3 separate regions of the Mus musculus genome follow, and regions 2 and 3 are each linked to region 1. The links are chromatin loops, found by intact Hi-C in ENCODE. Cell type or tissue: heart. All regions are shown on one strand. Region 1 overlaps Stat6 (signal transducer and activator of transcription 6). Region 2 holds the start of Rbms2 (RNA binding motif, single stranded interacting protein 2). Region 3 holds the start of Mbd6 (methyl-CpG binding domain protein 6).

The links. A loop is a pair of places that touch in the nucleus more often than their neighbours do. Peaks named below come from ENCODE experiments on the same cell type or tissue, not always from the same donor. Only the 100,000 strongest peaks of a DNase experiment are listed, where the experiment ranks them.
Region 2: it touches region 1 in a loop (2.1-fold over the local background); 2 of 42 quality-filtered maps call a loop at or near these places.
Region 3: it touches region 1 in a loop (2.3-fold over the local background); 3 of 42 quality-filtered maps call a loop at or near these places.

Annotation. Positions count from the first base shown.
Region 1 is chr10:127,658,392-127,666,391 of GRCm38, reverse strand. Stat6 (signal transducer and activator of transcription 6) reads right to left here. Exons shown (of 22, transcript NM_009284.2): 18 at 7,931-8,000; 19 at 7,692-7,763; 20 at 6,894-6,959; 21 at 6,675-6,803; 22 at 5,405-6,597. The coding sequence ends at 6,411. Nab2 (Ngfi-A binding protein 2) reads left to right here. Exons shown (of 7, transcript NM_008668.2): 1 at 1-16; 2 at 1,254-2,127; 3 at 2,519-2,652; 4 at 2,991-3,042; 5 at 3,128-3,260; 6 at 3,470-3,661; 7 at 4,613-5,474. The coding sequence ends at 4,722. Among named protein-coding and RNA genes, the nearest start is that of Nab2, 4.3 kb to the left of the region's middle. In heart, CTCF peaks have their summits at 431 and 3,513 (motif pointing left); DNase peaks (open chromatin) are centred at 491, 3,541, 4,171, 4,711 and 6 weaker places; H3K4me3 peaks cover 4,357 bases; H3K27ac peaks cover 4,312 bases; H3K27me3 peaks cover 1,064 bases.
Region 2 is chr10:128,175,671-128,183,670 of GRCm38, reverse strand. Rbms2 (RNA binding motif, single stranded interacting protein 2) reads left to right here and starts at 7,103. Exons shown (of 13, transcript NM_019711.2): 1 at 7,103-7,321. The coding sequence starts at 7,256. In heart, no CTCF peak of the experiment used is centred here; DNase peaks (open chromatin) are centred at 3,410 and 7,020; H3K4me3 peaks cover 3,068 bases; H3K27ac peaks cover 3,364 bases.
Region 3 is chr10:127,286,610-127,294,609 of GRCm38, reverse strand. Mbd6 (methyl-CpG binding domain protein 6) reads left to right here and starts at 5,592. Exons shown (of 13, transcript NM_001347171.1): 1 at 5,592-5,901; 2 at 6,920-6,983; 3 at 7,072-7,214; 4 at 7,440-7,542; 5 at 7,654-7,816. The coding sequence starts at 7,096. Ddit3 (DNA-damage inducible transcript 3) reads right to left here and starts at 3,817. Exons shown (of 4, transcript NM_007837.4): 1 at 3,719-3,817; 2 at 851-898. In heart, no CTCF peak of the experiment used is centred here; DNase peaks (open chromatin) are centred at 4,039, 4,679, 5,479, 5,579 and 5 weaker places; H3K4me3 peaks cover 7,094 bases; H3K27ac peaks cover 6,666 bases.

The sequences.
Region 1 (8,000 bases):
CGCAACCCAGATTCAAGTTAGTGGGCAAAAGGAGGTGGCAGGGAGTGGAGATGGGTGGAGTTGGACTCCGGAATGGGGTCTAAAGGGTGGAGGTCGAAAAGAGGACGTGGGGAAGCGGGACGGAGGTGGGAGGTGGAGACTGATGGAAAAGGGGGTGAGTATTCGAAATAGGGGATCCTGGAAGCAAACAAAGACCCGATGAACCTGGATACGATAGAGTACTGCCTCGTTTTCCACTCCAGGTTTACTCAGTGGGCATAACCTGGCACATGAGCCCCCTGCAAAGAATGTCCCCCCAGCCAGGGGAAGCTCCAGAGCTTGATCTGTCAACAGTGTGAGGGGTGGCGGCTCTTAGCTGTCTCAGTGTGTCATTAGCAGGCATCCGGGAGAAGGTGGTTCCTTTGAGTTAAGCATCTGCGGGCCTGAAGGGGGTGTGCTTCAGGCCTCCCTTGTCCGTGAAATGACCATTCACAGGGTGAGGAGGGGTGCAGCCCCTTCCTCAAGAGACCTTCAACCTCTCCCGCACTCCCTTGTCGAAGATAAGGGTGGAAAACAAGCGAGAGGAGAGTAGGCGGGAGCCCCCAGGCGGTTTTCGCCCACAGACGCTGCTACTGTGGGAGTGTGTGGGAAGAAGGGCCCCAGAGCAGAACAATCAAGGCTTCCCTCCCCCTTTCCCAGAAGAGAGGGGCCTGCTGAATAGTAGGAAGGATCAATCAAAGGAGAGGGGGTAACTGAAGGGAACTGGGCAGCCTTTGGAAAGTTGGGACAGAGTCTAGGAAGGGTGCTTTAATCCTTGGAAGCGAAGAACAGGAGCAAGGGTCTACCAGGTTCCCTAAATGCCAAGGAAGAGGCCACACCCCTCCCTCTCAGCTACCTGGCCAAGGAGTACAGCTGCCAGCAATAGCTCTTAGTATTCTAAGTTAACTTTAATATGGGATGTTACATTAAGTAATGTTGAGGCTGCTGAGTATTTAGGGGGAAGAGGTAAGGACTTAGTTGGGAGGGAAGTGGGTCCAGCCATTTCAGGGAAGTTATGAAAAGTCTCAGGGCTCAAGATGGTGCTGCCCAGACCAGAAAGATCAAAGTAAAAGACGAGGTAAGCGTTTTTCCTGATAGCTTAGGTCGGGCAACCGGCCTTCTGTGCTCCTGGGGATCGGAGGGCACTGTCCAGGAAAGAGGGCAGTTGTTAGTGTGGGTTGGTACCCCAGCAGGGCACTCATACTCACTGCCTCTCTCCTGCCCTTTCTCCTCAGGGCAAGTGCCCCAGCCATGGCACTGCCTCGGACACTGGGTGAGCTACAGCTGTATCGGGTCCTGCAACGCGCCAACCTCCTCTCTTACTACGAGACCTTCATCCAGCAGGGAGGAGATGATGTACAGCAGCTGTGTGAGGCTGGCGAGGAGGAGTTCCTGGAAATCATGGCACTCGTGGGCATGGCCACCAAACCACTCCATGTCCGACGTCTACAGAAGGCTCTGAGAGAATGGGCCACCAATCCAGGGCTCTTCAGCCAACCAGTGCCTGCTGTGCCCGTCTCCAGCATCCCACTTTTCAAGATCTCTGAGACAGCTGGTACCCGGAAAGGGAGCATGAGCAATGGGCACGGCAGCCCAGGAGAAAAGGCGGGCAGTGCTCGAAGCTTTAGCCCCAAGAGTCCCCTCGAACTTGGAGAGAAGTTGTCGCCACTCCCTGGAGGACCTGGGGCAGGGGATCCCCGGATCTGGCCAGGCCAGAGCACTCCAGAATCTGATGTTGGAGCAGGGGGAGAAGAGGAGGCCGGGTCTCCCCCTTTCTCCCCACCTGCAGGGGGAGGAGTCTCTGAAGGGCCTGGGGTTGGGGGGGTGGCAGCTGGTGGTGCAGGGGGTGGTCCAGACCGCCTGGAACCAGAGATGGTGCGAATGGTGGTGGAGAGTGTGGAGAGGATCTTCCGGAGTTTCCCCAGGGGTGACACTGGAGAGATCGCATCCCTGTTGAAGCTGAATAAGAAGCTGGCGCGGAGCGTGGGGCACATCTTTGAGATGGACGATCATGACGCCCAGAAGGAAGAGGAGATCCGGAAGTACAGCGTCATCTACGGCCGCCTGGACTCCAAAAGGCGGGAGGGCAAACAGCTTAGCTTGCATGAGGTGAGGACCCCGGGTCCTCAAGGCTGCCCTTCACTCCTGGGGCTCAGTTCACTTGCCTCTGAGACTTCTTCCGTCTTCCACCTCTGTATGACTGTCCCCACGACCACCCAAGCTCCTTCCCCACACTCACACATACCCAACCCCTGCTGCTGCTTTACGTTCTTGTCACCCAAAGGGAAGCTGAGATAATAGCAGTGAGCCCCGCACTGCTCACATCCTAGGTGCAGGAGGCCCTGATAGGGACAATATCCCCACCCCTGTCTTTAAGTACAGGCAGTTCCTGGGTATTATTTAAAGCAGACAGTCTTTGGATGGACCTCCCAGTGGTGGTAAAGGGGAAAAAAAACAGTAGGAAAGTCAAGGACTCACATTGGCTGTCCTCTTGCCACAGCTGACCATCAACGAGGCTGCTGCCCAGTTCTGCATGAGGGACAACACTCTTTTACTGCGAAGGGTAGAACTCTTCTCACTGTCCCGACAAGTAGCCCGAGAGAGCACCTATCTTTCTTCCTTGAAGGGATCCAGGTGAGACCCCCTCCCCCCTCTTCCCCAGGGCCATTTGGTTGGAATCCTGCCAAGGACTTGGCTCTCCCCACTTGTGGCTCAGGCGGCTCTAGGCCTGCTTCCCACCCACCTGCATGTCTTCACCTTGCCAACTCAACTTAAACTTGTCTGAAGCTTGCTCTCTGTTCCCAACCCCCCCGCCCCCCATAATGATTGGACTTCCAACTCCTGTCCAACCAGCTTCTTCCTGCAGTTTTAAGTACTGCATGTTTCCTGGCCGGATTGTGCACCCCGTGGGTTGTGGAGTTGTGGGGCCCTTCCTAATTCCACTCATTTTTTTTTCTCCGTTTTTTTTGCAGGCTTCACTCTGAAGAATTGGGAGGCCCACCACTGAAGAAACTGAAACAAGAGGTAGAGTTTGGGGGGCAGGGAACGGCAGCCTGCCCCAACCACTGCCTTGGTGAGTCCTTATTTTCCAAATTTTGGGCATCCACAGGTTGGAGAACAGAGTCACAATGAAATCCAGCAGCCTCCTCCAGGCCCTGAGTCCTATGCACCCCCATACCGCCCCAGCCTAGAGGAGGACAGCGCCAGTCTGTCTGGGGAGAGCCTGGATGGCCACTTGCAGGGTGAGTGTGCATTAGAGCACCTTTCTCTGCTTTGGGAGGCGGTGGAAGTGGGGCGGGTGGATTGCAGGAATGAGCCAGGTGTCAACTGCCTGGAACAGGGTTGGGAGGCCTGGCTGGATGGGGACAGAGGAGCCTATGGGAATGACTGTCGGTTGAGGGTGGGTATTGTTGGCAGCAGCCCCTGACCTGACCAGTGCCCATGCCCACAGCTGTGGGGTCGTGCCCAAGGCTGACGCCGCCCCCTGCTGACCTGCCCCTGGCATTGCCAGCGCATGGGCTATGGAGCCGCCACATCTTGCAGCAGACACTGATGGATGAGGGGCTGCGGCTCGCCCGCCTCGTCTCCCATGATCGTGTGGGCCGCCTCAGCCCCTGTGTGCCTGCGAAGCCGCCTCTCGCAGGTGAGGCAGCCAGCAGTGCTGTCCCTAAACACCCCAGTTACTCAGGCCCCCATGTGGGTCCTCATTTTCTAGGACCAGAGGGAGGAAGAGGGATACAGCTGTCAGAACAGTAGGAGGAGCTCCAGCTAGCCAGACCTTGAACAGGGCAAGCTACTACTGGGTTATTTCCAAGTGGGAGGGTCTGATTCAGGTGGGGATCTTTGACCAAGGAGCAGAGAACAGAATGAGGGGTGAAGGTGAACAGGGGAGACAGCAGTAAGGGAGGCCTGGCTAGAGCTACCTAATGCAGGGGATGGAATCGCTGGGAGTTGTGGGGATAGGGTTCCCCAGCTTGGAAACCAAGGAGCCCAAACTGGGCACTTTATGTGTGCATAGGAAAGGAGAGGGCCGGGCAGCCGCTGGGCTGAGAGTGACGCCGCAGGCAAAGCCACCAACCCTGGCTTGGTATTTTTAAACTGTGCGTGGGTGGGAAGTGGGGGCGGGGACTGAAGGGGGTGCTTCTCTTGAGGGAGGAGCTGGGAGTCTAGCTTCCTGTGTTTCCCCTGATTTGGCTACCAAAAACTCGGGGAGCACTTATAGGGAGGGCGAGACCTGGGAGGGGACCCGAGGTGAGTGGAGGGGGGTGGCTGGGCCTGGGAAGGGGGAGGGGGAGGGAGAGAGGTCAGAGCCAAGCCGCCCCCGCAGCTCCTGACAGAACCAGAAATTCCAGCAGAGCAGAGGCGGGCGAGACAGGGAAGAGAGACACACAGAGACAGAGAGCTACACACAACCAAACTAGGAGGGGGAGCTGCATACGCTTGGGTACGGAACCCCCATACACATGCAGTGGGCAGGAGGCAGTAATTCAATAAATGGAGCTGTCTTCGCATTTTTCTGTGCCTGGCCTCATAACAACGCTTCTGCTCAGCCTCCAACCCAGTGTTCTAACCAACCTACACCTCTTTCCTACAGAGTTCGAGGAGGGGTTGCTGGACCGCTGCCCTGCCCCGGGACCTCATCCTGCTCTGGTGGAGGGCCGCAGGAGCAGCGTTAAAGTGGAGGCAGAAGCCAGCCGGCAGTGAAAGTGGGGGAAGTCTCAGACCCAGGACCCAGACTTCTGGCTCACTTAGACCCCCACATTCTCCATCCTTGCACTCGCCACTACCCTAGAAGGATCCTTCTGCTGCCCTCTGCCTCCCATCCGCCCCATGGGCACAGGACTATGGGGCTTCAAGCAATAACAGGCAGGGGCCTGGCCAGAGGACACAAGGACGGTGCAAGGTGTGCCCTCACCCGGCTTAGGGGCACGGACTTTGCCTCCAGCCTGCTGGGGCTCTCCTTTCTCTCATACCACACACACACACACACACACACACACACACACACACACACACACATATTCTCCAGGTGGCCAGCAGTGGTGTGAGCAGCTGAACTACTTCACTTGGACACGGAGAAAGAACTTCCCCAGGAAGGTCTAGCGACTTACAGTGGAACCTTCACTCTGAGACTGGGGGCTTGGGAAAACTGGGTCTCCCCTCCCCATCCCCATTTTTCGTGCTTCTAGTTTGTTTCTTTAATTTAACAAGTGCTGCAGTTTGCCCACCCGTTCTTATCTCCCCCCTCCCCGCAGACCTTTCTCTCAGCACTGTGTGGGAGGGTGCCCCGAAGTTCCCTCCACCAGCCCCTTAGAGGCCTGGGTTGGACCCTGGGCCTCCTCAGCCGGCAGGACTGCAGCACCTGTCGAACACTTAGCGTGTCTTTCTTTTCAGATTGTGTACAGTAGATTATTTATTTTGTTATTTTGGAATAAAATTTATTTTATGGCTTAGGATCCATGGCCCCCTTCCCCTCCAGTGAGGGAAAAAGGACTGGGTAAGAGCCGGGGGAGGGGGGCAGAGCTGGCAGTGGACAGAAAAGTACAAGAGACAGCAGTTGAGGGCCTCAACGCCCAGGGAGTTTACACAGAGAGGTCTGCATCCCTACTTATATCCCAGGCTCTAGGAAACACTGGAAGCATCAAGTTACCCAGGCTAGAGCTTTATGCATGTCACAGCCACATAGTTACTCCCCAAATGATACTGGGTTGCTGTCTTATACAATGTCTCAGCCTTTCAGATATGTTAAGGTCACACTGGCAAAAGCAGAAGATACATGTTCTGTGCGGTCATACAGTGATGTGTGACTTCTATAGGTTAACATGTCTTGGGTAAACATTGGTACAGCTATACACAAGCTTAGCTCTTAGAATGCAGTCTCAAATGTCACTAGGCATCTTTTTTTGCAAGAATTTGGAGCTTTGGAGTCTTGTTTTTTAAAATCTGGGTAGAACTCACACCAGTGACTGTATACCCACTTTTTCCTTTTTCTCCCTCCCAGAGTCACCTGAGCCCAGCTTCAATGCCCTAGGCCTATATGCCCTCTGTCTTTGGCACAATGTCTCTATGTTTCTGTATGTTGAGTCCCAGGCCCTGGCTCAACACAGTTCTGGTGTGTGTGTATGTGTGTGTGCGTGTGTGTTGTGATACAGTTGTATCACATTCGAGCATTAACACCCCACTCATCCCTTTGCACCCAGTGCTGGAAAAGGGGGGCCCTGATATGGCAGGAAGGACAGAGCACAGCAGTTCCATACACCACATGGTCTCCCAGCCAGTTCTTTTCTCTTGACCAAGGAACAGTTGAGACGGAAGGCACCTGCATGAGCAGGTGTCCAGAGCTGGTCCATAGAGACAGAAGAGGCTTTGTTTCTGGGCTTCTCCAGCTGGGATCACCAGCTGGGGTTGGTCCTTAGGTCCAGGTGGGACAGTGAGATCCCTGATTGCCCATAAGGAGATGGTTGCAGGAGGGGCTGGCTTCCTAAGGACCCTCCTGCCTCCCCTTGGTTCTCCAGGAGAAGCTTGGTGAGGTCCTGTTCAGTGGGAGGCATCAGGGGAGGGTACATGTCTTCACTGACCCTGCAAAGAGGAGGGAGAAGTAGGGGAGCAGGCACAGCACCCATTGTCTCAGCCCTCACTCCCGGGTTGCTACTCACCAGGTGCCTTGGGGGAAACCTCCCACAGGCTGAGTTAGGCAGCTGTCCTCTACCATAGTCACATCTGAGCAAAGCATGGGTTCAGGGCTGGACACAGCATGTTCCTGGGACTGGCACTGCAGCAGACCCCTGCCAGGGGTCAGAAGAGGAAATTAGGAGGGGTGGGGTAGGCAAGGGAAGAACAGAGAGGGTGGGGCCAGGAATGGCTTTGTCACTTACTGGGGGTGAGGCTGGTCAAAGGGCATGGTTATCTGGCTCATGTTGGGGGGCATTTGCAGGTGAGGCCTGGAAGCAGGAAGGAAAAGCGGGTGCAGAAAGAGAGAGAGAGGAAAGAGAGAGAATGAGAATTCAAAAGTCAAGACATGAGTCAGGAAACAAGCTGCCATGCTAAGTCTTGACTTAGCATCTCACTGACTGTGCTCTGAGATCAGGTCCCCCCGCCCCCCTCCCCCCCGTAAAATAGTATGAGTTTCCAGTGTGTCCAGTCTGAACGATAGGTATTCTGTTCCCTAGGCCCACCCCACATCAAACCCTAGAAGTCAGATAGAGCTGATGAAACCACCAAGGTACTCGAGGAAGGAAAAAGTCTGCATCATTTTTAGGATTAAAAAAGATTAATAAATAATAAATCACCCCAGCTGCTGGGATGTCGTCAGTGGCAGAGCACGCGCTTGGCACATGTTCAGTCCTTAGCACGAGCTTAGGCCCCAGCACCACAGCAATACAGCAAATATACGGCAAATAAGTTGCTGTAAATTTCACAGGTGAGAGAGAATATGCTAGCAGTGTTTGCTGTAAGCGCTCAGCTCGGGCCTACACACATTATGAATTCGTGTAACCTTCACCATAACGTCATTATCGTTATTGCTGGAGGCTAGGACCTCTAACCCTGGCCTTCTGAGTCTTAGACATCACTCCCACAAGCACATGGAGGACGGAGTTCAGCCTGGGCTGCTTCCGCAAAGCCTGGCAATTCATGGCTTGTGACGGGACGCTGCCCCACCGCATCTGACTTACTCCTGAAAAGATGGCAGTACACTCATGGACTCTTCTAGGCTCTGAAATGAGTGGATGGACTGTGGAGGATACCTGGGGAAAGAAAACAAACTCCAGTGCGAGCCCTCCCAGATAACCCCACACCCTGCCTCCGAGAAAGGAAAATTCAGTCTGAAAAGGCCAGCTTGCTCGGCCGACCGGCTGGCTACGCTGAAAGCCTGCGCACAGGCCAGTCCCCTCCCGTCTCTCAAGCTCTTTACCCCATATCTGAGCTGAGTTGCATGGAAGCATCAGGGGCCATTCCAAGATCATAAGGTGGCACCATGGCAG
Region 2 (8,000 bases), 520 kb before region 1:
CTGGGAACCAGACTAAGCAACGTAGTGAGAAACCCTCACAAGGAAAAACAAGCAAAAGAAAACAATAAAGAAAGAACCCTAGTGCTGGGCTCATGAGAACTAAGAATTAGAAACTGATTAAATGTTGGAAAACAAGAGCAATATAAAGAGAGACAGGAAGGAGTCAGAACACACATGCCAGAGGGTCGGAAGTCTTCTTCCTCTCCTGTACTTCTCCAGCAGAGCCACAGAACCCTGCTCTCTTCCCCATCTCCTCCACAAAACTCTATACCTCCTTTTAAAAGTATAAAAATCTACTAGGATGAAGCTCACAGGTAGATGCTCAATGTTGGATTTGGGTTTGACATCCAGCAATGTAAAAATGTGTATGTAATTCACCAGAACTGCAGCTTCCAGCAAGTGTTGCTTATGCCCTTTGACCTAACTTTTATATCAGTTTGTACAACTGGATCACTTTACTTTTGTGGCTCTAAGCGTATTGGACAGACTATAAAAGCGAGCAGTGTATCTAGGGGGAAGGACGGCTCTTATGCATCTCAGGATTTAACTGCTGTCTCTCCTCCTTTTCCTGAGACATTTCAGTAGCCTTTGGTCTGAAGTTCACCATGTAGCAAGCAGAGGATACTCTTGAACCTCTGATCCTCCTGCTTCTACCTCCCGAGTGCTGAGTTTACACATGTGTGTCATCATTCCTGTTTTAATCTTTGTTTCTCTTTTGAAGCTCCAGCTCCATTTTATCAGTATTTGAGAGGAAAACAGGAGGGCAACAGGCTATGGGTCTTGGCAGAGATTGGGAGAAGGGAGGTGGAGAGAGGAAGAAAAAAGTTATGTCTTGTAAGTTAGGATCTAAGAAAGCAGGCAGATCTATCAGTGAAGGTCCGGGAGCAGCTGCATTGTGGGGAGAGTCATCAGAGAAAAACCGAGAAAGTCCACAGGGAGGAGGAATCTTGCTTAGGATTTGAGCCACCATCTAAAGAGATAAAAAAGTAGGGTAGGGGGGCTGGAGAGATGGCTCAGAGGTTAAGACTGCTCCTCCAGAGGTCCTGAGTTCAATTCCCAGCAAGCACATGGTAGCTCACAACCATTTGTAATGAGATCCGATGCCCTCTTCTGGTGTGTCTGAAGACAGTGACTGTGTACTCACATACACAAAATATAAAGAAAAAAAAAAAAGGTAGGGGAGGAAGTCCCAGGAGTCCTAGGATGATCTTAGTATTAGTTTATGTTTATCATCATTTGGTGTGTGTGTGCACTCAGACCAACATGTGCTATGACGTGTGCATGCAGACCAAAGGACAACTCTGAAGAGTTGGTTCTTCTTTCTGTGGATTCCAGGTTTTGAACCCAGGTTTTCAGGATTGTGCAACAAGTATCTTTCCAGCTGAGCCATCTTGCCAGCCCATAGTATAGCTTTGGATGTAACTAAGATGCTAGTTTTTGGCAGTGTTCACTTAAGGTCTTCAAATGTTGGTTACATGGTACTCAAAAGGATACAGCCTGGGAGACAGTAACTAATCATAATGGGCTGATGTGGAAGCTTTCTCTGAGCTCCAGAACTTCTTATGGTTGCTTACTTGTTGCTTCAGTTTGTTTCACTTACACGTACAGGAAATAGGTAATTGTTTACTCCATTTTACAAAGGAGAAAAGGCCCGGCCCTTATACAAGGGACTATTGCTACACTTGATCTTAGCCAAAAGGTGGAGAAGTGATACAAGGGACTATCTCAAATGAAGGCTGGTAAAATAGCTTAGCAGGTAGAGGTGCATTGGCCTGGGGACCTGAGTCCAGTCTCCCCTCCCACAGGTGGCTGGAGGAAACCAGTGACAACTCTTTTTTTTTTTTCTTTTTTAATTAGGTACTTTCTTCATTCACATCTTCAATGCTATCCCAAAAGTACCCTCCACTCTCCCCCCCCCCACTCCCCCACCCACCCACTCCCACTTCCTGGCCCTGGTGTTCCCCTGTACTGAGGCATATAAAGTCTGCACGAACCAATGGGCCTCTCTTTCCACTGATGGCTGACCAGGCCATCCTCTGATTCATATGCAGCTAGAGACACGATCTCTGGGGGGCACTGGTTAGTTCATATTGTTGTTCCACCCATAGGGTTACAGATCCCCTCAGCTCCTTGGGTACTCTCTCTAGCTCCTCCATTGGGGGGCCCTGTGATCCATCCAATAGCTGACTGTGAGCATCCACTTCTGTGTTTGCCAGGCCCCAGCATAGTCTCACAAGAGACAGCTATATCAGGGTCCTTTCAGCAAAATCCCGCTAGTGTATGCAATGGTGTCAGCATTTGGAGGCTGATTATGGGATGGATCCCCGCATATGGCAGTCTCTATACCGTCCACCCCTTCATCTCAGCTCCAAACTTCGTCTCTGCAACTCCCTCCATGGGCGTTCTGCTCCCAATTCTACAGTGACAACTCCCCCACCCCCCCAAGTCAGGGTTTCTCTGTATAGCCCTGGCTGTCCTGGAACTCACTTTGTAGACCAGGCTGGCCTCAATCTCAGAAATCTGCCTGCCTCTGCCTCCCAAGTGCTGGGATTAAGGGCATGTGCCACTACGCCCAGCCCAGCCAGTGACAACTCTTGAGAGTTCTTCTGTGATTACAAACAAACTATGGAATTTGAATATGTACACACAAACACACAAATAAATAAAAAAGCCAGGCAGTGGTGGTGCATACCTCTGATCCCAGGATTGGGAGGCCAAGGTAGGTGAATCTCTGGATTCAGGCTAGCCTGGTCTATAAAGCTAGTTCCAAGATGGCCAGGGCTACACAGAGAAATTCTGTCTTAAAAAATAGTATATATATATATAATTTAAAAAATTTTTCTGACGTGTGAACTAGTTAGTTTTCTTAGTGTCAGTTAGCTTGTGAGTTGAGGGACTGGACTAGAATGTTAACAAAATCTTGCCTCTGGAAAGAAAAAAAGTTTAATGTTTTCATCACAAACAATAAATGTTTAAAGGAAGCTGGGGGGTGGGGGTGGCGCACACCTTTAATCCCAGCACTCCGGAGGCAGAGGCATTTCTGAGTTCGAGGCCAGCCTGGTCTACAAAGTGAGTTCCAGGACAGCCAGGGCTATACAGAGAAACCCTGTCTCATATATCCATATATATGAGATATAAGAGAAAGAAACCCTCTTTCTTATATCCATTAGGATGACTGTTCTAAAACAAGAAGGAGTTGGGATATTATGAATGAAAACTTCTGAGGATAGAAAAGGAAGTTCCTGAAAAATTCGGTCTCCCTGAGAGATGCTATTTACTTATTTACTGTATTGGGCTCCCATATCCATTCTCAGTTGCAATTTCCACACTGAGGCTGTTCCCACCCTTCCTGTGTCCCTTGAGTTGAGCAGGCACTTCCTGTCCTGTTGGAAATGAAAGTTAGGAATTGGGGGTGGTAGCCGTGCACGTATTTATTCTGCAGCATGCCGGCACTGTCTGTTTCGTTATCACAGCAAAGCAGCCGCAGGAAAAACAGAGAGCAGAGCTTTGTTTTAGAGAGAGTCTGGGCTTGAGGTCTGTTGTGACAAAGACGGAGTTAATTTACTTCTGGAGAATGTGTGTGGCAGCAGTGGGAGGCCTGAGGAGGGGCTCTGAAGGCATTCAGTCTCCCTCCCTGTTCTAGGTGGATGGATAGGCTTCTTTGGTATCACTTGTAAGTTTTCTTTTCCTGTTCCAACTCCTCCTTGGAGGGCATATTGGAGGTGAGTGTTACTGCAGCTGTGTGAGATTCTTGATACTTAAGTTATACTCTTCTTTCTTTGTGAAACATGCTTTTTAAAGAGTTACGATTTGTCTGTTTGACAGCTCAGAGAGGACTCTGTGAACGTCATTTGGCTTGGCCATAAATTCCACACCTGGTGAGTTTTTATCCTTGTTTAAGCTTCATGGGTCTTAAGGGCTAAGAAATAATAGATTAAAAAGTCCAACAGCTGGGCAAGATGATGCAGGAAACTTATCACTCAGGAGAGCAGCATGAAGGTTAGGAGTTCAGGGTTTGTTTTTTTTTTTTTTCTTGGTTAGGTGGAAATCAATGCCAGCCAGCCAGCCAGCCGGGGCTACATGAGACCCTGTTTGAAAAAAAAAAAAAAACGTACCAAACAAGACTGGAGAGTTGATTTAGTGGTTAAGAGCTATGAGGACCCAGACTTTATTCTTAGCACCCACACGGTAGCTCACCAGCATCTGTGACTCCAGTTTTAGGGAGTCTGATGCCCACTTCAGACTTCTTACCCGTGTTCCTACACAGAGAAACCCTGTCTTGGAAAAACCAAATAAATAAATATAATTTTTTAAAAAAGGTTTCAGACATGTGAAGTAGTTAGCTCTTACCACCAGGAACACATGTGGCACACAATACTCATAAACGGTTAAACACATTAACTGTTAAAAAAGAGGATGAAGTATATGCTGGAAGTGTGGGACTGTGTCTCTTTGGCAGACTGCTTGATCCTCTAGCACACTCAAACAACATAGCCAAACCTAAACCAACCAAACAAAACGGGGGGGGGGGGGGGGCGATCGTTCATGTATGTCCAGTAATAGCACACTAAGGAGACAGGGAGATGCGGAGTTTGAAGTCAGTGAGCACTACAGAGTGAGACCCTATCTTACATCAACAAGTAATTAAATTAATCATAAAGTTAAGTAAGATAGCTCTCACATGGGCTGAAGGCTTGGCTTAGTGCTTGGGAGAGTGCGTGCTTAGCATGCTGAATTCCCGAGATCACCAAAAATAAATAAGTAAATAAATAATAACAAAATGTAAAGCTTCCACTTGTTCAAAAGCACCGAGGTGCGAGGTGCGTGGACTTGGTCTCGGGATGATGCCTTCGCGCTGGGAACGGTCACCCCAGACAGAACGGAACAAGGGCTCTGAAGTTATTGCCATTGTATATTTAATTTGTATATGCTTTTAACATACTCACTTTTGTCCTCTTTTATTACATTTAAAATGTGTGTGTGTATGTGTGTGTGTGTTGGTGAGTGTATACTATAGCACATACGGTGGTCAGAGGACAAATTTCAGGAGTAGGTTCTTCTCCCTTGTACCCCGTGGGTCCCAGGAATTAATCCAGATCTTTCAGCACCTTTACCTGCTGAACTATCATGTGAAAAAAAGTATAGCCTAGGCTGGCCTTTTCCCTCAAGCTCTGCAGTGGATCCTACGGTCACTGGTCACTCTGTGGCCTTGGCTGGCCTCAGGCTTTTGGTGATCTTTCTTCATACATGCTGGAGTTCCAGCTTTAAGCAGTGTATCACCATCCCTAGGCCATGCTTTTTCTTCTTCTTATTATTATTATTTGTTTTTTGAGACAGGGTTTCTCTGTATTATTATTAATTAATTAATTAATTAATTACTTTTTTCTCTTTCTTTTAAAAGATTTATTTATTAGAATAAGTTCACTGTAGCTGTCTTCAAACGCACCAGAAGAGGGTATCAGATCTCATTATGGGTGGTTGTGAGCCACCATGTGGTTGCTGGGATTTGAACTCAGTACCTTTGGAAGAGCAGTAGGTGCTCTTACCCACTGAACCATCTCACCAGCCCTATTAATTTTAAGATACTTTTTTTTTAAAGATTTATTTATTTATTTATTTATTTATTTATTATATGTAAGTACACTGTAGCTGTCTTCAGACACTCCAGAAGAGGGCGTCAGATTTCATTACGGATGGTTGTGAGCCACCATGTGGTTGCTGGGATTTGAACTCGGGACCTTCGGAAAAGCAGTTGGCACTCTTAACCACTGAGCCATCTCGCCAGCTCCAAGATACTTTTTTTTTAATGTTAAAAAAATTAGCTTGGCAGTGGGGGTGCACACCTTTGATCCCAGCATTTGGGAGGCAGGGGTAGGCAGATATCCAGGCCAGCCTGGTCTACAGAGTGAGTTCCAGAACATTCAGGGCTACACAGAGAAACCCTGTCTCAAAAAATAAAAAATAAAACATTGTGTGTGTATGTGTGTCTCTGTGTGTGTTTTGTGTACTTATGTATGTGTATATACGTATGCATGTGTATATGATGGGGGGGGGGAGTGGGAGAGGGAGAGAGAGCACACATGTGTGAGCATGCTGGTATCCATGGAAGCTAGTGGCCATAGAGGTGACTGTGAGTCACCTCATGTGGATGCTGGGAATCAGCTGTGCTCTCCTGGAGTAGCAGCCATGCTCTTAACCCCTGAGCCAGCTCTCCAGACTCCAAAATCTTTCTTACTGCATCAAGATCACCCTAATATAAGCTGGGCCTGGGCGTGGTGGTGCACACCTTTAATCCCAGTACTCGGGAGGCAGAGGCAGGTGGATTTCTGAGTTCGAGGCCAGCCTGGTCTACAAAGTGAGTTCCAGGACTGCCAGGGCTACACAGAGAAACCCTGTCTCAAAAACCAAAAAAAAAAAAAAAAAAAATCACCCTAATATAAACTAGTCTGAGCTCTGAGCTCTCACACACGGTATTGCCATATAGTCTTCTTTCCATGCTCTGGGAGGCAGTCAAGATGGTCCTTTTACACTAAGCTTGATGTCTTTAAATATATATATATATATATATATATACTATTTCATTTATTTCTTTTTGTATGTGCATATGTGGGCATGCCACATTGGGTGCTGGGGTCGGGGGAGAAAAATTTTTGGTAGCTGGTTCTCTCCTTCTACCATGTAGATCTGGGAACTGAGCATAGGCCTGGCAACTTACTAAGACATTTTTCAGGCCAAGTTTGAAATCTTGTAGCTGAGATCTCAGGGAAAGAAAGCTTCAAATCAAAACAAAACAACAACAAAAACCATTGTCTTTTATTAATAATAGGTTAATTGTCTTTTCATAATAATCAGAACTTGTTCATGGAGAAACAGGGTTACATTTGAAAAGGATTAGACCTAAGAATTCTTCTTTCTAGCTTGAACTAAGCCTATGAAAACCAAAACCAAAACAGAACATCCCGGGCATTAGGACCCAGTGGAAGTGGCTCGTTCTGACTTTGGGTTAACTTCTCTCAGTGACGTAAGGAGCAGACCTAGCTCATTCTTCCCCGCAGGCCCCCCCCCCACTCCCTCTCTCTCTCTTGCGTGCTCCTTTTCTCCTCTTTCTCCTCCCCCTCCCTTCTCCCTTCCCTCCCTCTTTCCCTCCCTTCCTCTCTCCCTCTCCTTTCCCCCTCCCCTCCTCCCTCCCTCTTTCTCCCTCCCTTTCCTTCACTCTCTTCTTTCTCTCTCTCAGCTCCGTAACAGTAAAGAAAAAATGCTGCTATCAGTGACTTCCAGGCCTGGGATTTCGACTTTTGGCTATAACAAGAACAACAAGAAGGTAGGAAAAAAGTGCTTTTGGGGAATCAGCTACTTCCTTTCCTAGGGATCCAGGAGCGCCCTTGGTTTTAGAATTCTCCTTTAAGAGGGGAACGAGATTCCTCTGTCCCCCTTCAGCGCCTCTCCTTCCACCGCGTCTTTCCTGCCTTTTTGCACCTGGTTCTGGAGTTAAAGGAATTTAGAGCAGAAGTTTGTGAGGCTGGAGGAGGCAGCGGAATAAAAACAACCAACTTTGCAAGTTTGTATCTTCTGAAACGAAGTTAGTCTGCCTGTCTGCTGCTGCGCCCATGGTCCCGGGGATAGTCTGACAACTCAGACCTTGTCCCTAGGCTCACACCCGGCAAGATTATTTTATCATTTTGGTTAATTGCATCCACCCTTACCCCCACCTCACTTCGCTTTTTACTCAACCCACCAGATAGCAGAAAAATTACAGGTAGTTTGAGAGGTCTCAAGGCTCATCAAGAATTAAGTGTGTGCTTCTAGACGAGAGACCCTACCCCACCCCACCCATCCTGGCAGAGGAATTTGGGGAGATAACATGCTTTGGGATTAAGGCAGAAAGCTCTGTGATTCTTTGGGTCATGCCTTTTGAGAGGATACTTGGAACCCTGCAGATAGCCAGGCTTAGCAAGGATCCCTGGAGTCTTTATGATTAACCCCTGGCTGCCTGAGGAGTT
Region 3 (8,000 bases), 370 kb after region 1:
TTTTTTTTTTCCCAAAGATATATTTATTTTATTATCTATGCATATATAAGTGAGTGCCTGAATGTGTGCTGTGTGTGTGTTCCTGGTAGACATGGAGGCCACAAGAGGGAATGGATTCCCTGGGAACTAGAGTCATAGATGGTTTTGAACTGCCATTTGGGTACTGGGAGTTAGACTAGATCCTCTACAAGAAGAGCACGTGCTCTTAACCACTGAGTCATCTCTCTAGCTCCTGGAAACAAAACTTGGAGGGTGGGGGGTGTATTTTCAAGAAAGGGTTTCTCTGTATATATAGTTCTGGCTTCCCTGGAACTCACTCTGCAAAATAGGCTGGCTTTGACTCAGACATTTACCTTCCTCTGCCTCCCAAGTGCTGGGACTAAAGGTATGCACCACTACACCTGATAGAACATACCCTTTATTGAGAAGGATTTACTACAGATAACTTCAGGATCCTCTCAAGTTCTGAGAGAGGAACAGTCACTGGGCTTGGCTATACATATATATTCTTACAGGATTACAGTAAAAGTATTCAACTCTCTTGGGAACACTACTGGTAATTTCCAGGGGCAATTACCAGGCCATTTGTACTCTTTTTTTCTCTCGTGTGGGAAGCTTGGGCAAAAGGTCCTTTGGGTCTAATCTTGGTGTGGACTGAGAGTTGGGAAGACAAACCAATTGCCATTGTTGAGGCTGACTTCGAAAGCCAGCTCTCAAACAACATTATGGGGTCAGAGAAAGACATGGTCTGACAGCAAAAGCTTGTTCAGATGAAGGCCTTGTCTAACTCTCCCCCAGCAAAGCAACATGAGCAGCATTCGCAGCTGACTGAGAGGGTGGCCAAGATTACCTGCTTTCAGGTGTGGTGGTGTATGAAGATGCACTTCCTTCTGGAACACTGTGGAGAAAAGGAAAAAACAGTCCTTTACCTCCAGCCTCCTCCTAGCCCTTCTCTAGATCCTTTCTAACTCCTCCTAGCCCCTCTCTAGATCCTTTCTAACTCCTCCTAGCCCCTCTCTAGATCCTTTCTAACTCCTCCTAGCCCTTTTCTAGATCCTTTCTAAAATGGGTTGTGAGATGGTTTCTTTGTGCATCCCTGGGCATCCTGGAATTCTGGAACTCAACAACTCTGCAGACCAGGCTCCAGTTCTTCTCTTGTAATACACACACACACATACAGAGGTGTGTGTGTCTTGCAGCGGGTGTGTCCCTGAAGCCATTTCTTCTCTTGTAATACACACACACACACAGGCGTGTGTCTTGCAGCGTGTGTGTCCCTGAAGCCAACTCCAAGGACAGAGGCAGGCTTAACTTTATTTTTAGTTGCTGACATTTGCCGTCTTGATTACATAATAGCAAAGTCCTGGCCAACTAAGTTTTCTCTAAATCCCAGATAGACCTCAAGTCCGCCAAAGGGAGACAGAACTAGAGGGAAGGAAGAGTAAACTCAGCAGTGCTTGCTCAGATTCCATCCCCCCACTGGCAGCCTCAGTGCAGACCTGCTCTGGGATCTCCAGCTCCTTGGCAGTGTTGAGCAGGCGTTCAGCTTACATGAAAGGCCTTTCCTACCAAGGCTGTATAGTTCTTACTAAATGGCAACTCTAGGTGCTGAAAGCCAAAAACTTTGGTATCCTTGATGCCCCTTTCTCAGATACCACAGCTCAGCCTAAAGCACTGACAACTTTAAAAGTACCCCAAACCTAAGTATTTCTCATTACTACATTATTTCCAGATGCAATTTTTTATTTTTCATTTATTTATTTTTTTGGTTTTTCTTGACAGGGTTTCTCTGTGTAGCCTTGGCTGTCCTGGAACTCACTGTGGACAAGGCTGGCCTCGAATTCAGAAATCCGCCTGTCTCTGTCTCCCAAATGCTGGGATTAAAGGCGTGCACCACCACTGCCTGGCTCCAGATATAAATTTACCATACATTTCTTTCCCTGGATTATTTTGGAAGCCTCTTTGAAATCTCTCCTTTCTTTCTTCCTTTCCTTTCCTTTCTTTCTCTTTTAGACAGGGTCTCACTATGTAGCTTTTGCTGTCCTGGAACTTGCTTTGTAGACTCTCTGGCTTTGAATTTAGATCTGCCTGCCTTTCAAGTGCTGGGATTAAAGGCTGTGCCACTATGTTCAGCTGAGACCTCCTGTTTCTATTCTTGTCTTTTACTTTATTTTCACGGCTGTGGGTTGACCTAGGGTCCTCTACATACCAGGCAAGCAGTGTACTATTGAGCTACATACCTAACCCTTTGTTTTTGTATTTATTTTGAGTCAGGGTCTCATAATGTAGCCCTGGCTGGCCTGGAGCTCAGAGATCTGCCTCTCTGAGTGCTGGAATTAAATGCATGTGCTATGATCATTCCTCTGCTCAGATCCCCCAATGGCTTCCTGTTTCATGATTGTTAAAGATTAGCATCATGAGGGTGCTTGCAAGGCTCTATGAGACCGGCTGCTTGAGTTTCCTTTCATCACCCTCTCCTGCTTACTCTAGTCCTGTTCCTAAAGATACCGGCATGGCATGCTTATCTTAACTCTGTTGCTCAGCCTCTCCCTTCTATAAAGCTCTAACACCGGGGCTTGGCTCACAGGCTTGGCTTCTGATGACAACCTCTAGTCACCGCCCTGAACTATTCTGCCCTGCTTTTGTTTTTTTTTTCCCTTTTGCTTTATACTGAAATGTAAGTTTTATTGAGAACAGTTTTATCTTTTGCTCCTAATATACCCTGGGTCCCCAGATACTTGGTACATAGTGGGTGCTTATTAGGCATTTGTTAGGAATGAATGGGGAAAAAGCCCCTCCCCCAAGTTCCCTTATAGAGAATTAAGCCCACTGAGCCTAAAGGCAGAGCGGAGCTGGCTGTCTCTGGGGACTGCAGATGCAATATTGCCCTGAGTGTTTCTCTGCAGGGTTGTCCTCTAGGGAAAACTCCCTTGGTCTTCCAGTGTGTGGGACCTGGCTTTCATCAGCAGAGGAGCCCCAGGCCTGAGGGTGCAGAGACAAACAGTGGGCTGGCCTGACGCAATGGTTACACAGTTTAGTTAGGAGACGGGACTGAGGAAAGAAGCAGAGATCAATCAGCCCTGGGAGAAGCAGAAGACCCTGGAGAGATCCCAAATAATTTCCCATAGTTAAAGAGATCCAGGCTGCTCTCTTGTATGGAAACCTAGAAACCTCTGGGGAAAAGGGAAAAACCCATCTATGCTCCTCCCACCAGCACCCCCACTCGCAAAGATCTGTCAGTCTTCGCGTTCTCTTGAACTTGAGAGTCAGCTACTAACGTGGCCATGTTGGCCCCTTGACTGAGGCGCTTCAGCTTGAAAGAGTTGGGGGGAATGAGGCTGGTGAAGAAAAGGCTGAGACAGCCAGAGTCCCCGACTTTGGGGGTGTGTCCTGCTGCCCCGCCTTTCCTGCGAACTGCCCAGGCCTAAGCTGGCCCGCAGTTCGCACTACAGAGACAAGTTCCCGAAGGCAACCGGAGTCCCTCTGCAGAGTGGGGACCAACTCGAGACAAGGGAACGGGAATGCAATCGCCCAATGCAAGAGAGGGCCTGTAAGCACCATTCCTGAATCAGGGATTCCCGGCCTTCACCCTTCCCAGTCTACAAGCTTACAGTGGAAGGGGTGGGGCTACATCCTCCAGAACAGTTGTCTCCAACTTTATAAAATAGCTATGCTGGCCAGGATGGGAAGGTAAGGGTTAGACGGAGCCAGTACTCGCCTCTCTCCTCAGGTTCCGGCTGTTATTCTGGCTCTGTCGCTGCCACCCGCTCATCTTCAACATGATATAATCGACGTGTTAGGCTCAAGATAACTGACCTCAAGAGCGGAGAGCGAGTATCCTTTATGCTGTCCGGCCCCTCCTGGGGGGGGGGCAGGGTCCAGGAGCCTACCAATCAGAAAGCGGCACGCTGGCACTGGCTCCGCCTCATCCCTTACATCCGCCACTCAGGAGTCTCACGGCCCCACCCCCATCGCGCCCTCTGGCTTGAGAGTCTACGTTGTCTCGGACCCGGAAGTGGCTTTGGGTCACGCGGCTTCGCGGAGGAGGTGAGTGAGTCATGCGCGCGCGCGGAGGAGAGCGCGGCGAGGGAGGGGATGGGGGGGCGGGGATGATGCAATGTTTGGCAACCGGTGTCCGCGCGCGCACGCGCAGGGGACGTCGATGGTGGTGGGAGGTGCGGGAGGGGGGCTATGGGGGAGAGAGGAAAGAGGGCGGAGCGCCAGCTCCCAGTGTCCAACGGCCCCAACGGCTGTCCTTCCTGAACTTGTCTGCCCACCTCCCATCACCTTTAACTTACTCCTCCATGAAAGGCTCCCATTTTCCCTGGCCCCTCCCAGCTAATGGGCACCGGGGCTCTGGAACCTCTTTAAAGTTTCCAATTTGTTCACCTGGATTGACATCTCCTCGAATCTTTTAAGAGCTCTCCTCCTCTTTTAGCCTTCTAATGCGTCCCAAAGACTGAGTTCCTTGATAGTCCACCCGCTTCTCTCAGAGAGGCACCTTTAACGCTTGTTTCTGAATCGTCCATTACGTGCTAGGATTGAAGTTCTTTACAGAGTGTAGATTGCTGCCTCCTCCTCATCCCACCCCTGCTTTGTGTGATGCTCTTACGCCCTTCACTAAGCCCAGTATCCACCCTCTTCCTTCTCCGAGATAGCGAGTCCTGTGACTCCCTGCTGAGGAGCTGGCCTCCTGCCTCTAGCTGTCTGAGTTCACGACCTACAGTAGAGCCTGGGACGTGCATGCACTTGAACGCATGATTGCCCTGGACTGGGTCATCAGAGGAAACACAGATTCTAGTTTAATTTGTCCAAGGATTCTACCTTACTCATTTGTAAATTAAACAACGATAAAGGTAAAAAGCAGCTCTGTGGAGAAAACTTGAGTAAAAGTAAAAACATCTTGCAAAACGTATTTTTTTTTTTTTGTGCCATGAAAACAGAGGCCATGTGGTGGCCTATTACATAGTCTGTCGTAGACTCAAGAGGGGCAAGCCAGAGTTTAAGTAGAAACTGAACCAAGACCGGTTGCTATTGGATGGTGCGACGGTGACAGGTCCTTGGCCAGACTGCTCCTTCGCTCCAGACCTTCATTTCCCCTTCTGTTAGTAGAGGTGGGGGGTGGGTTGGACCAGATGGTCTCTCCTGGCCTAAAGACAGACCAGGTTGTCAGTGACAGGCAGAGGTCATGTGACTTGACAGGCTGAGGTCGTGTTGTGACATGTTGACCTGGAGAGGCGGGTCAAGTCTCTGCACACTACCCGGGAAGCCTTTGGGGCGGGGCAGGGCAAGTCGCGACTTTCATCTTTTAGGGCTGGCCCCTCCCGGACCTGACATTCCTGACTCCCCCAACAGATTGTGGCTTCGGAAGGGGCCCCTCCCGAGGGAGGACTGGGATTGGCCACCAGTGGCCTGGGAAGAGGCCCAGATCCTTCCGCGGAGGGCGGGTGGGGGGGGGCCGCGTGGGGTGTTTGTTCTCTTGGGGATTAATGGGGGGTTGTGGGGGAGGGGTAGGCGCGCTCCCGCATGCGCACTGCGTCCCCTCCTGTTGGCTCGCTGCTGTCCGCTGGGCGGGGGCCCGGCCCCGCCCCTCTCCCGTCCGGGCAGCGGCGGCGGCGGCGGCGGCGGCTGCGGCGGTGGCGGCGGCAGCGACGGCGGCGGCGGTAGCAGCCTGCGCGGTGCCTTCTGGGAACGGAATCCCCAGGGCTGCCCCTGGCCCCTATGGCGCATGCGCGGGAGGCCGCTCGGTGATCCGCGGCGGCGGCGGCGGCGGCGCTTCCTGCTAAGACCGGCCGGGGCCGTACCGGAGGCTCGGGCTCCACCGACCCACCTCCCACCCCCTCCCACTCACCCTCTGGGCCGCGACTGCGCAGGGCGGGGCCAGCCGAACCATGGGCCGCGGTGAGTGCGGGGCCCGGCCCCCCCGCCCCTCCCCCTCCCTTCTCTCTCCTCCCCTTCTGTCCCTACCCTCTGCCCCCTCCGCGTCCTTTCGGCCCCTTTCCCTGGCCCCATCCACAGCCCCGCACCCTCACCTGCCCCCGCCATTTCTCCTCCCAAAGTGCCTGACTTCTGCCTTCCTGACCTCGCTCCCTTCAGTGCTTCGCCCACCCTCCACCCGCCCTCTCCCCAAGTTCCTTCCTACTTCGTGCGCCTGCCTTCCCCTCCTCCCCGAGCTGAAGGAAGCAGTCTGGGTGACAGGGCGCCTTGTTATGAGAGGGAAAGTTTGGAAGCCGTCAGTGTGCGGCGGGAGCGATGGTGAGGTTGGTGAGGGGTACTTGCAGGTCTAAGGGCCGTCCCTACATGTCAGGGAATGCTTCTTGTTGTTAATTGGAAGCCAGTGGGGGATTATGAATCCCCTTTTCGTCGGCTTGAGAGGACCAGGAGTTCTCAGGATCCTGGAGGAAGACAGAGCTCTGGCTCCAGCCTCTTTGGAGGTCCAAATGAATTAGATCCGAGATTGTTGGATGGAGTGGGCATGGGGGGATTTCAGCTGGCACTACCCTGCCAGGCAGTTGGGCAATTGCTTGGTGACCTGTGGGGCAATCTGTACTTTTTATATGATCTTCCTGGGGGAGGGCACAGCAGTGGCCAGACACTGGGAAACTTCCTAGTGGCCTGGCATTATGGGAATTTGCCCACACTCCTAGCTGAAGTCTTCTGTGCCTAGACAAAGGGAACTAGGCCTTCATATGTCAAGAAATTAGGGAATGGTTTTGTGGTCCTTGGGAGTTGAGGTGCTGAACTCCTCTGGTCTCTAGGGACTGGGCTTGGAGGGGACCGTTGTGGACATGGCCAGCAGATCCTGAGGTCCTTACAGGCGCTACGTCATGTTATTTATGGTCCTTTCCTTGAGTGCTCTGGGCTGTGGTGTTTCTTGAGTTGGTAGACTGAGAGGCCCTTCTCTTTCCTTGTATTGCAGGTGTGGGCTAAGCTGGTGGCCCCGGCTTTAGACTGGATCCCACAATGTTTGCAGAGATGTTCAGGTAGCCATGGTGGTATGACAGAACTCTCCCTCAGGTACCCAGCCCGGTGTAAGCGTCCTCGTGCCCACATGGATGTCTGTGTTGTCAGGCACAGGGGAGCTCATCACACACAATGAATGGAGACAATGCGAGCAGTGCAGCAGACAGAGCTGGGGGCCCTGCCGCCACGCCTGTCCCCATCCCCATCGGGTGGCAACGCTGTGTGCGAGAAGGTGCTGTGTACTATATCAGGTATGGCTTTTCAGAGTTTTCGTCCCCTCACCCCTCCTCTCAGAGCTGTGGTTCCTGGCACCTTGTTGCTCTCTGTATCTCTGCGTCTCTGGATCCATTCACTCTTTGTGTCTTCCCATGTCCTTTCCGCCTTGCCCTTCCCAGGAAAGCATTTAACTGTCCTTTAGGAAGTGTCTCCAGATAGGCTGAGATTAACCCCATACTTGTGACCCTGTTCTTTCCCAGCCCAAGTGGCACAGAGCTGTCTTCCTTGGAGCAAACCCGTAGCTACCTCCTCAGCGATGGGACCTGCAAGTGCGGTCTGGAGTGTCCACTTAATGTACCCAAGGTCAGAGCTGTGGGGGTGCCAGAGACTCAATGCATAAGCCAATTACAAACCACCGTGCCTCCCTGAGATCCCACCCCCTCACTGTCCCTGTCCATGCTTCCTACCTTACAGGTTTTCAACTTTGACCCTCTGGCCCCGGTGACCCCGGGTGGGGCTGGGGTGGGGCCTGCATCAGAGGAGGACATGACCAAGCTGTGCAACCACAGGCGGAAAGCTGTTGCCATGGCAACTCTGTACCGCAGCATGGAGACCACCTGCTCACACTCTTCTCCTGGTGAGTTTTCCTGCCACTTTAGAGAAAAATGGGGGAAACCTGGGGCCTGGAAGGTGGATGTGGGGGAGGTGATCTGAGAAGGCAGGCCCAGGGTGGAGTCAGTGGGGGCAGCTTGGTGAGAAAGGACATGGTTGTGACTTGTGGGCACTGGGACTGGAGAAGACAGCATTCGAGGCAGGGATGG